Regions from separate parts of the Homo sapiens genome. Here region 2 is linked to region 1. A link is a contact called in ENCODE Hi-C or POLR2A ChIA-PET data. All regions are on one chromosome and are shown on one strand. Each heading gives the region's core, a stretch centred on a gene start or an enhancer-like site at or near the end of the contact. The rest is flanking DNA. Distances are from core to core; before and after follow the strand shown. Region 1 overlaps LOC105370504 (a long non-coding RNA gene). Region 2 overlaps LOC105370504 (a long non-coding RNA gene).

Region 1 (5,992 bases), core at 1,873-4,372:
AATTCATGACATGTCCTTTGAGTTTACCCTGGATGACAAAGAGAGTAGAAATATGATAATGAAATCATTATACATAAACATTAGTCTTTTCCACACATTTTCCTTACACTGCCCCCTCCACCAAAAAGTGTAAGTAATGGCTTGATTTGCTACATTCTATAATGCTTTAAATAACTTTAAAAAATGTTTTCCCAACAGAAATATAATAGCATTTGGTACATAATAACTAAACCTGATGTACTGGCACATAAATATAATCCTTCTTTAAATTTTTAAATTAGATCATTACATTTACAGTTCCATTTTTAAACTATACTTTTTAAACAAAACATTTGATGTTAAAGGGGAAATATCACAAGGACAGATGGGTTGTTTCTATCCCTTTATACTCCACTCTATTTTCTTTTTTATATTAAATACTAACATTAAGGAAAATTAGTGTCTTTTTGTTGTTCTTTGTGAAATAAATACAAAAAATCATGTGCGCAAACTGCTAAACTTTAACAAAGCAATACATAGAGACTTATTCTTTTTACAAATTAAAATTTATTTCAAGTCTTTTTCATTCAATGCCAGGCCTAAGACCACCAACCAAGAAATAATCTCTAGATTTTAATAGCCCCCATTAATATCTATGAAAGCACAGTAAATGCATAATTTTCACATCAGGATATGGAACCACAAGAAGTGAATTATTTATATGGACTACATAAAAGTAATCTAGCAATACCAACATTTGCCAAACAAAAGTATCCTTTATAATTTTCATTCATTCAACAAAGATTCATTGAATTCCCACCAAATGCTTTGCACCAAGGCAGAAGTTTTCAGGGATTTGAGATGTATAACATGCAACTCCTATCCTAGAGAAACTAGGCTTTTTGTGTGTTGAGAGGGGAGTTTAGCAGACACAGAAGTATGTGTGCACAAGATAACTTACACCTACACAAGATACCCAGTCATATTATGTGATTACAGATGCAATAACAGTCATAGTAGACAAAGGGCATAGTGGCTCAGAAAGAATTGTGCTCACTATTATTTTTTAACTGTCTAATAAGTTGTCATGGAAATGGTGGGGCATTATTCCAAAGGATAAACCAATGGCCAAGGAGTCCACTCCTCACAGATGTATACATCTAATTGAAAGGAATTCTGTTGATACTCTGTTACCCTGGATAAATATTTTTATACCTTAACACCCCTCTTCCCTCTTTCTCTTCTCCCACTCCACACCCATCAGCTGCTTGTGCTTGTAGTGCCTGTTGCTATGATTCCTACATGTTCTGCCAGAAATCCTAAGCAAAAGTGAACCTTAATCTTTGAGCACCAGAGAAAACAATGTTACATTAATGACCTATCCTTATACACAAATGAGAATTGGGAAGGGGGCATATATATGAATGCATGGATTTCCTGAAGAACTTTCACGAAGAGTTATAAGCCATCTCTTGTATCATCTTCTGTGGAACCAAACCAGCCTCCTCCAGAATTATTAATCTCTGTGAATAGATGACTAAGCTAGATGGCAACTAAGTGTTCATACTTTGTAGTTAAGTTTTCTAAATGTTTTTGAACCTGCAAATTTATCCTCTTTTCTTTTTTCTTAACATTATAGTTTTAATCTTTAGAATCAGCACTAGAAGAAGGATCATTAAGAAACTTAATGTATGTACACTTAAAGGTAAGGAAATTAAAATCAGATATAAACTGCAGGATGTTCATAACAGAGGAATTGCTTTTGTTTCTAACCCTCCTGGGTCCAGTCTCCAGCCATGAGGTATCATGACATCATCATGTGATGGTAGTCCATGATGTGAGATGGAACAGAGAAGACATTAAGGTGTTACAGTGCATCCTGGCCAACATGGTGAAACCCCATCTCTACTAAAAATACAAAAATTAGCTAGGCATGGTGGTGCACGCCTGTAATCCCAGCTACTCAGGAGACTGAGGCAGGAGAATCACTTGAGCCGGGGAAGCGGAGGCTGAAGTGAACTGAGATGGTGCCACTGCACTCCAGCCTGGGTGACAGAGCAAGACTCCATCTCAAAAATAAAATAAAATAAAAATAAAAAATAAAATTGTTACAGTGGCACAAAGGTTCTCCAGAAGGTAGAAAACTTACTGTTTTTCTTTAAAGCCTTTTTCTGCTTTGTTTTCTTCAGAACTTGACTACAATTAAGATATTTCACACACGTTATGCCTTATTTGGAGAAGTCAAGTCATGCATCCTTTTTTTTTTTTTTTTAACAAACTGCCTGCTCTCTGCACCAACAATATGGATGCTGTTTTCACATATCAAGCCAAAAAAGAAATCAATTTATAGCCTGTTATTCAAATTAGGCCATCTGTGAATTCCTCGTTGTACAGAGAGTTTTTATGGCCAGCTATTCTTAAAAGTTGACAGGTGTTCAAGAAATATGTGTTAATTTTACAAATTGAAATTTTATTTATTAAGAAATTCCATGCACTCAGAAAGAGATGTGACTTGAACAGGCTAGCTTTGTTGAAAATGAGCAATCCAAATCTTTGAGAGATACAAGGACCAACTTTCCAGGCCAAGATGCCCCTTTAAGTAATGAAACAGTAGGATTTATTTTACTACTGAACGGTTAGGGATAGCCAAAATCTTATTCTGGGCCACAAGTCTATGACCTATTTAAAAGCTGAGAGACTTTGTACATTTCTGAGGTTAAACAAAGGGGCCTATGGTTCAAAAAAACGTACAGCAACGAAGCCCAGAGGCAAGGCCTGAGTAGTCGGGAACAGGCTGCAGGAATCCAGCTCTTCCCAACTTTGCTCATCTCTGTTGCTATTTTATTTAGTGAAGTTATCCTTAGTGACTAACTCAGAATCAACAGATCTTATGCAAGTGAATTCCTATCTGGGCTAACAAGAACCAGGGAGGTGGTACAAAAGAACACTGAAATCCTAGAGAAAAGGTCTATGGAAACATCAGCGATCTTTAATTCACTTTTCTCTTCCTCTAAGAACCTGCTTTTGTATTTCCCTTTCTCTCCTTTTCTTATTACTCCCCTTCATCAGTCATTCTTTTCTGTAGTCAGTTGGGTTACCACCCAAACCCACAGTGACACCTGCTGGCCAATTTGCAATGGTGAGCCTGAATCCTGCGAGGTCTTGCTTGGCCCACAGTAAGCAAGAGTCCATTGAGGCAAACACTAAATACTACACAATTCTTTTAGAAACTTAGACAGTGAGAAAAAAATTAAGTGAGCATTGCCAGGGAAGTTCAGGAATGGAGAATTTTGCAGAGAAAGCTGCCTGAACCATTACAAATGTAAAATGTATGTATTATAGGTGTTTTTACCTCATAAAAAATAGCCAAAAATATATCCGGTGCTGTGAGACAATTGTGAAGACTTAAGAAAATAGTTATGGTAATCACTCATGGAATGTCACTTTTTACATTGGTTTTCAGTAACTACACTTATAGTCCAAAAGGTTTTATATTAGCATTAATTTATATTAAGTCCCCCCCAAAAAACGCAGGAGAATATGTTGCACAAACATTTATTTCCTTTAAATATATTGATTAGAGCTCCAACACAAAGGGTTAAAAATTTAGGTTTAAGACTTTTTTTTCTGTTATTTCCCAAGGACTTCCAATTCTTGGTCAAGTTTCTTTACTGAAGAATATTCATATTTTGTTAATCCTAAGTATTTATACATTGGTTATTTTGGCTGGGTACATTTTTGAGGATGTTTGCTTTGTTTCAAGCAAATCCGTTCCTGACTGGAAAGTACAAATTCTAGCAAAAACAAAGACAACAGAAATATTTTTTAACATTAATACATTTTCTTAAAATATTTACACTTTTCATTTGAAGGTTAAATCCTAGGAATAATTCTCCATACACATGTTCATATTTGAAACAGGAGGTTGTCCCCAAGGACTTGTAGCAACAAATGTGTATTGGACAAAAATGTTGGCCTTCTTCATCCTTACTCTGTGTTCTAAAAGCCAAAACTTCATTTTAGCATGACCTTAGAAGAATAGTGATACTTTTAGAATTTCCTGGTATTTGGTGGAAGGAATGTTTTTATTTGACTGCAGATGTCACTTGGTTTACAGGAAGGATTTGGTAATGCATTCATGCCAGTACTGCACTTACCCCAGATTTCTTGCTATGTAGGAAGAACACATGTCAAAGCTCACTGTTTGTTAAATGGAAAAGATTCAGTACACCAGAAGCTTCTATTATAAACATTGTGACTTTGTGCAATTTACAAAATGTTCTATCTCCATTAAACAATAAACCCTTGACCCCAGAGCTCAGTTTTGGGATTCTGCGATTTGAGAAGGTAGACATAATGGATGGCAATAATAAATGAAAAGTTCAAGAGGTTAAGAAAAACTGTTTAATTATTTCTGTACAGCGTGGGCTGCAGAAAGCTTGCATGTCTGCCTTCTTCCTCATAGAAACACTGCATGGAAGAGATCCACCAGGGCAGCCCAGGCAGGGCATAAAAGCAGGTTGCGGTCCCTCAGCTGTGTTTATGAACAAATGATTTCTAGATACCCTTCCATCTCTGAATCTTTGCAGTTCCTGCCAGGGGAGATCCAGTGCCAGTCCCAGCGCTCAGCATCTGTTTTCCAAAGAGCTTGGATTTGTTAGCATGAGAAATTCATTGCTCACAGTTGCTCCCCAGCTGTGGCACTAGTGAGTGTAGCCTCTTTGCCTTATTTATTTGGAGAAAACATGTCCTCTCTTGGAGGTTCTCTTATATAACTAGTCCTGGACACAGGCCGCTGTGCTTTTAATCCCAGGCCCATTAAGCTGCCTTGTTAGTGAAAGAACTCCTCCACATTTGAATTTCACAAGGTTGGGATGTCCACATGAGGGCAGAACTTGGCGATTCCCAAGGCACCAAGCTCTAAACCAGATGTCTAAGAAATAAGGGAAGTCTATTAACTTGGGCCTTAATTGGAGAGATAATCTAGGGACAGGTCTCAGTGGAGCTTTGGAGGCCAGGTGAAAAGCCTTCCCAGAAGGAAATGACCAGAGCAGAGCTGCTAGGAATTCCTCGCAGGGTCCACACTGCATTCAGAGCAGGAGCTATCAAAGAATGCTTTGTAGGTCTAAACCCTGGATCTTAAGGATAGCAGACAAGCATTCTTGTTGTTGCCAGATGAATGTGAATTCTTTAGAGCTTCCTATCTCTCCACCCATCCCAAAAAATGTACAATAAATTGCTATCTGTCTTATTCCATCTAGACTTGCAGAAACCAGATAGGGGCAGCTGCTTAGATGACCCTTGGCTTCTGAACTCTAGAAGAAAAGCATTGTGAAAGCTGGGACATGGGAAAGGAAAAGAACTTGGCTTTGCTTTAATTTAGACACTGAGGATTTTTTCTTTAAAATCTGGGGAAAAAACCGTAGAAATCAAAACTTTAATGAAAGAATTATAGAATTTATTCAGTGTCTTAATATGGAAAACACTGTGACCAGCATTCCCCACAAAAGAGGGGAAACTGCCTTTTTTCCCAATGTTTGGATTACATGACAGGAGGTGGGCAGAACAATGAATAAGAACCAGAGCTTTGAGTGAGAAAGTTCTGGATTCCACTATTACCTAGGTGGGTAATGTTGGGGAAGTTATTTAAATTCTGTAAACTCCAGTTTTCTAATCTGTAAAATAGGGATAATAATAGTTCTGACCTCAGATTGTTGTAAGGATTAAATGACACAGTGCACCTAAGAAGACACAGAACCTAGGATCTGGCACTCTTCAGTCATTGCTGGCAGTGTCTTTTACAATTAAGCCATCAACTGTGACTAGAAAGTCCTCGAATTTAAAGCCAATCTTGACAAGACTCTGTGTGACCTAGAACAATTTTTTTCCCATTCCTTTGGTTCATTGGGATGAATAATAGAGTGGATGAAATGTTCCTTGTTTCCAATCTGTATGAGATTAAAGTAATCATTTCGATGGGAAAAGGCTATGCCCCAGAAACAGGTGCCTTTAT
Region 2 (5,992 bases), core at 1,767-4,266, 81 kb after region 1:
CAAACATAATATGCTTATTTTAAACAGCTCCAGTTTGGTTTATGATAATCTGAAAGTGCATGATGCCTCAAACAAAGATTTCTGTTTATAATAACTTATAAGAATTATATTTCAAAACAGTTTAAAGCTGGCTATACACATTCATAAATATTTTGAGTAGCCAAAGTAAACTTTTGAGAAACCTCGCCACCACAGAATTCAATGTTTGTATTTTCTACGAATAAAACAGGAGCTTTTTGAAAGTAGCATTAATACTAAATTGACAGGGAGGTACCTGTTGCTCTAAATTTATCATCACCCAATCAGCATGGCCTATATCTGCCAAGCTGAGGAGTAAATCAGTTGTGTTTAGCTTCACTAATCACCTGATGATTATTCAGAATTATAAAAACAGAGCTTTTCAGTCCCAAAGGTAAAACTCTATTACGAACAATGGCTTTCAACTGTTCAACACTTAGTCAACAGTTCTCTTCCAGTCCTAAAAGAGTAACTTCATTAAAATGCAAGGAATCAGTGTGAACATACTTGAAATAATACTAATAAAGGAGCAGTTGGTATTGTACAGATAAGTCTGTTTCTATCTTCAAAGTTCTTTCAAAAGAGCTTTAGTCAGGTGTTACAGTAACTGGAATTAAATGGGTATCTATATACTATAGTCCCCCCATACTTGTCTTAATGTAGTTCCATTGACATCCTTTTGTGGGTCACTTGGAAAATAATGTACTCAAATTTCTATAGATAGAAACAACAAAATAAAAAGCCTACCCTTTGTTGAACTGTCACTCCTGTATTCTTAAGAAATCATGAGGTTAATGTACAGGGTGGGTGATAACCTTATGAAGCAGATGATCCAGCAAGAGGCATTTGTTGCTAGATGTATTTAAAAAAAAAAAAGTTTGGCTTTCTCTTTATGAGTTGTTAAGAGTGAAAAGCAAGAGTTTCTGTAAAAGTATTCACAACAGTCATGATTCTTCAGCTACGCCCAAGCCAAAGTAAAATAGCTCATTGGAATATTGTGATGAGCAAACTGAGGTTTTAAGAGTTGCTATTATTTTAGTCTCTGTCTGAAATGAAAGAGGAACCTGTCGGAAAGTGTAGGCTAATTTAGAAATAAGAACCCCTGTAGCCCTCTACCCTCCCATGCCACGAACCCCCTCCTACACAGATTCAGAAACTTCTGCAAACTATCAAAAGACCCTAAATGCCCGTTATAACGGGGTTTACACAAGCTCCCTCCTCACCTCCGTTTCCCTATCCTTTGCGGGAGCTTCCCCCAGGAGCTTTCTTCCACATCTGAATCTGCACCTGAGCCAATTCCAAATCTCAGACTGACTACCATGTCTGTCCACTTGGGTAATGGCCAAAATCAAGTTGACACCTATGAGAAAACTTATGCATGTCTGCATCTCCCCTTGCTCCCTTTCTCTTCCTTCTCTTCTTCAAAAATACCCATAATGTGACTCCTTCACATGGCTTTCCTGACTCTGTCAGTGATACCAACAATCTCCCCACCACCCAGATGATGGTCCTGGGGTTATGTTAGATTCCTCCTTCTCATTCATTCTGTTCATCTGCCTTTCACAGTCTTGTTTATGTTTCATGAAAATGTCTTTCAAATACAAGCTTCCTCTTCATTCCCACCTCCACCATCCTAGGAGAGCATCTATCACATCACACATGGGTTACAGTAGCTGCCAGGCAACATCCCTTATGACAAGTTCTCCTGTGCTCCAAACCTTTGTATAACTTGGCAAAATGCACGCTAAAAACTATTAACACATTGCTATTTTATCATAAGCCTTCAATGGTTACAAGCTGTCCACCTCATCCTTGTGTACTTGTAAAAGCATGAAGACCCTTCCCAGGTCAACTCAAAACTATTTCCTATATAAAGTTAATTACCTTCCTGTAACGCATATCCATTTGTTGTGCATGAAAAGAAAAAGTTAATTCTTTCTTCTACTAGGCAGTCCATCAGATGTTTGAAAACAGCTCTCATGCATCTGCTTAATATTCTTTCCTTCCATTTAATTCCTTCCCTTTCTCTTCAGATGACTTTGTTTTCAGATTCCTCATCATTGTTTAGACTTACTGCCATAGCCCCACCTAAAATATACAACACTCTTGAAATAAATAGGTAATTGTACTTTTTCCCACTTTCAAATTCCTTGGGCCAGGCATGGTGCTCACGCCTGTAATCCCAACACTTTGGGAGGCCAAGGCAGGTGGATCACTTGAGGTCAGAAGTTCGAGACCAGCCTGGCCAACATGGTGAAACCCCATCTCTACTAAAATACAAAAATTAGCAGGGTGTGATGGTGGGCGCCTGTAATCCCAGCTACTTGGGAGACTGAGTCAGGAGAATTGCTTGAACCCAGGAGGCAAAGATGCAGTGAGCCAAGATTGTGCCAGCGCACTTCAACCGGGACAACAGAGCAAGACTCCGTCTCCAAAAAAAAAAAAAATCAAATTCCTCCATGCCTACCCAGAGTAACAGGAAATCCCCCCATACATATTTTTAATGAATCAGTACTAGCCTGAATGTATTTGAAAGTTTAAGCTAATGTAAAAAAAAAATTTTTACATTGTACTTTTATCTTCAGCATGACACATCATTTATATTTAATAAATGTTTAGTCATTGGATAAAGGGGAAAACAAATATAGGCTCTTTGGATATAATATAACTTTGGTGGAAAACCAGGAGAGCTCACTTTACAAAGACATGTATCTTTAGCTCCCTGATATTGTTGAAAACAAAACCAAATTAAACAAAAAAAAACCTGTAGCTACCTTCAGACAAGAGCCTTTAAACATACTTGGCAGGAAACAGTCACTCCACTTTCATTCCTCCAACCCTCACATCAGTGACCTCCCTTGATCTCTGAGATGACAGTTTGCCAAGTTCCATGAAGATGGCATTCACAAATGACCCCATTAGACTTCCTAAAAACCTTAATTGCCCAATTCCTTTCACCCAGGTTTCTGAGGTTCAAGGAATGCTATCCTTCAGTTACTCTCTGGCATAGGTTCCAACTATTGTTATCTAATCCTTTCTGAATCCCTGAGAATGCAAAGAACTGAAGCTGACTTTGATTCTCTACCGAATTACAAAATACTTTACATACTTCTGTCACATAGTCATTCTCCTGTGTTTACTGTTCAACAGTGACATTCACTTTCATGTCTAAACATAGAAGGGAAGCACCATTGCAATAAATATAATCGTAAAGATTCAAAAGCTGATCCCCTTCAAAGGACCATGTTAAATATCTAAGAAAATTAATCACTTCCTGCTGTCCTAACCCCATATTTACACCTTATCTGAATGAACAGTATAGGCTAAGGGGCCAAGTGTCCACTCTGCATATGCATTTGAAAAATACCTTAGCTTTTTCTTGCATATCAAATCGACATTTATTTATTGAGTATCCACTATTTGGATCACACTATCTTGGAGCAAATCTATTGAAAAAAAAAGTAATTTCATTTAAACTTTAGCTTTTCTTTCAGGATATGTTGTGACCTTAAAGAAAAGTATTATGCTGTATACATGTAGATCTACTTTTCTGAAACCAAAACGGGTATATGATGTGGATGGCGAGAGGACGAGTTGCACCAGAAGAAGTAAAAATAGATTAATAAGTTAAAAAAAAAACTCCTATATTTATGTCATTCCAGAATCATATGCTTTAATTTTCTTGTCTAAAATTCTTAACAGCATTATATTGCAATCATTTGAATCAAGTTTCCCAATTCCATAAAAGTTTGCTGTATCAAGTGGAACAATTATGAATACTAATGTTTCCTTTATTTGTTTTCAGTGGCAAATGAAAGCACATGAAGGGCCATGGTGTTACATTATGCTCTCATCCCACCAACACCATCACCCCGCACAGCACACATGCATGCACACCCTCTCTCACAGTATTCAGAAGGTTGAGCACTCTTCTACTAGGAGAAAAACAGGATAAATGGAGGAAGCTTTACTCAGAGGCACACCCAAGAGAGAATAATCACCTTACAGACACATTAAGGGCTTCCAGCACCTCCAAGAGATTGAGACATTATTTTATAATGACAAATATGCAGCTAAATTACTCAAGTGATCTGTGGAATCAATCAATAACTTCATCCCTCAAAACATAGTTTTTGAAACCATATTCTATCACTTGAAGAAAAATTGGGCCAAAAAATTTCCAAGAATATTACATTTCTGAGTTCACAAGAATTATCTTGGAGGGGAGATGGATAAAAATAGGTTAAACTAAAACAGTATCTGTTGAAGAATAGGCTAATGACACTCTTTCATGATACGTATAGCATGTTTCAAAATTACTATGACCTATACTTCTCTGCATTTATGTTTTATTTCAATAAACATGTCCAAAACCATGTCATAGCAAGCTGATAATTTATCTAGGAAGTCTACTACTGGGGTCTCAGTATCACAGAGGAAACAGTATAGGGGAGAGCCAAAAAATAAAGAGGAGTCTGGCCAAGGAAAAAAGATAAACTGGATTTGGCAAGAGGAAGAGATTAAGATGTTGCTTCTTTGCCCTCCACAAATGCTGGGTCTGCAATGTGACCCTGGAAGATGAAATGAGATGGAGGCAAGAATATTATACATTTTTTTCTAGTTTGCTTTTTTTAAAAAAAAAGATATATAATAGTTGCATATATTTTGGAGGTACATATGATATTTTGATCCCTGTATACAATATACGCTGGGCTCAGTCAAGGAAAGCCAGCACCCAGCTAAGGATATGCCAGAGGCGAGAAAACATCCTATAAGGGTATGAGGTCCTGCACTGAATTGTAATCTTACCGGAATGGCATATCAGGATCCCAAATGTTTTGGAGTAGGTGACAGATGCAGTGAAACTCAAACACATCTCCAGCAAATATGAACAAAATAAACCAAAAGAAGAGCCCCCAAGGTCTGGGGAGCTTGAGAGAGGAAAGGTTGATCATCTTCATATTTCTCCTAGGAATGTTCTTATTTATTTTTTTTTGCTTTTTAAACTGCTTGATATATTCTTTCCAAGACTGCTATCAAGATGTGGTCAGTGAAGAATAAGAAAACTGCCCCACGCAGTCTGGTCAATATTCCCAGGTTCACTAGAAATGCCAAAGTAAGAGAATAGTCATAAGCATCATCATCTGGGAACCCCCCAAACAATATTATATGGTCAGCAAGAGGTTGCCAGAGCTGTTCCTTTTTCTTTTAAACATTAAGCTCTTCCTGCCTATAGGAAACCCAGTGAAAATCTCATTTCTAGGCTCTCTGAGCTATAGAAATTTCTCTGTTATCTGGGGAGTCCTAGACCACTGCAGTCCTTGGTACTCAAAATCCATATATTTGCATGGTCTGTTTATGCCAGAAAACCTGTACGTGATCTTTACCCACAATTGACATTACCTAATTTGATTTATCCCAATCAGCCTGAAAATTCTTTAAGTTCCAAATTGAGGGAAAGTAAAACAAGAGTATTTTTTATTTGACCATGTCATCTGAGTATATATAGTTGAAATCTGAGATATGGAGCTGCTTGAAAGATGAAAAGAGATGGGGGCAAAAGCATTATACATTTTTTTCTAGTTTACTTTTTAAATTTTTTAATTGAAATAGAGTAGTTGCACATATTTTGAGAGGGCATGTGGTATTTTGATACCTGTGTTCAATGTTTAATGATTATACACTTTTTAAAGTAGTTACAACACTCATAAGAGAAAATGTAGCATCATGACTAAGGTTGTAGACTCTGGAGCTGACTGCCTGAGTTCAAATCTGAGCTTCACCACTTCCTTATATAACTTTTATGGCCTTGAGCTTGCTACCTACACTGTCCATGTTTCGGTTTAAGCACATTAATATATGTACAAAACATAGAATAGTGTCTTGTTTATGATAAATGCTAAATAAGTACTAATTAATTATAAGCAGATGCTAACTTTCCTTCTATCATAAATAGAAACATGATAATTACAAA

What was found. Hi-C counts contacts between places; a loop is a spot of excess contacts on that map. ChIA-PET counts read pairs that join two places held with the same protein, here RNA polymerase II (POLR2A). Pooled maps may share reads with other maps.
Region 2: a loop to region 1 is called in a pooled map, with 2.4 times the contacts of the local background. The contact joins two enhancer-like sites. A Hi-C loop is called at or near these places in 1 of 168 maps with a recorded cell type or tissue (PC-3) and 1 of 50 pooled maps. POLR2A ChIA-PET finds 5 or more read pairs at or near these places in 3 of 52 experiments (AG04450, MCF 10A and PC-3).

What each region holds. Positions count from the first base shown.
Region 1 is chr14:53,536,786-53,542,777 of GRCh38, reverse strand. All of the region lies in intron 2 of LOC105370504 (a long non-coding RNA gene), which reads right to left. Among named protein-coding and RNA genes, the nearest start is that of LINC02331, 310 kb to the left of the region's middle. Within about 2 kb of position 3,122, at least 3 of the 41 ENCODE cell types and tissues checked have a DNase peak (open chromatin) inside an H3K27ac peak, as active enhancers do.
Region 2 is chr14:53,455,620-53,461,611 of GRCh38, reverse strand. All of the region lies in intron 2 of LOC105370504 (a long non-coding RNA gene), which reads right to left. Among named protein-coding and RNA genes, the nearest start is that of DDHD1-DT, 310 kb to the right of the region's middle. RefSeq lists an enhancer at 2,466-3,665. Within about 2 kb of position 3,016, at least 2 of the 41 ENCODE cell types and tissues checked have a DNase peak (open chromatin) inside an H3K27ac peak, as active enhancers do.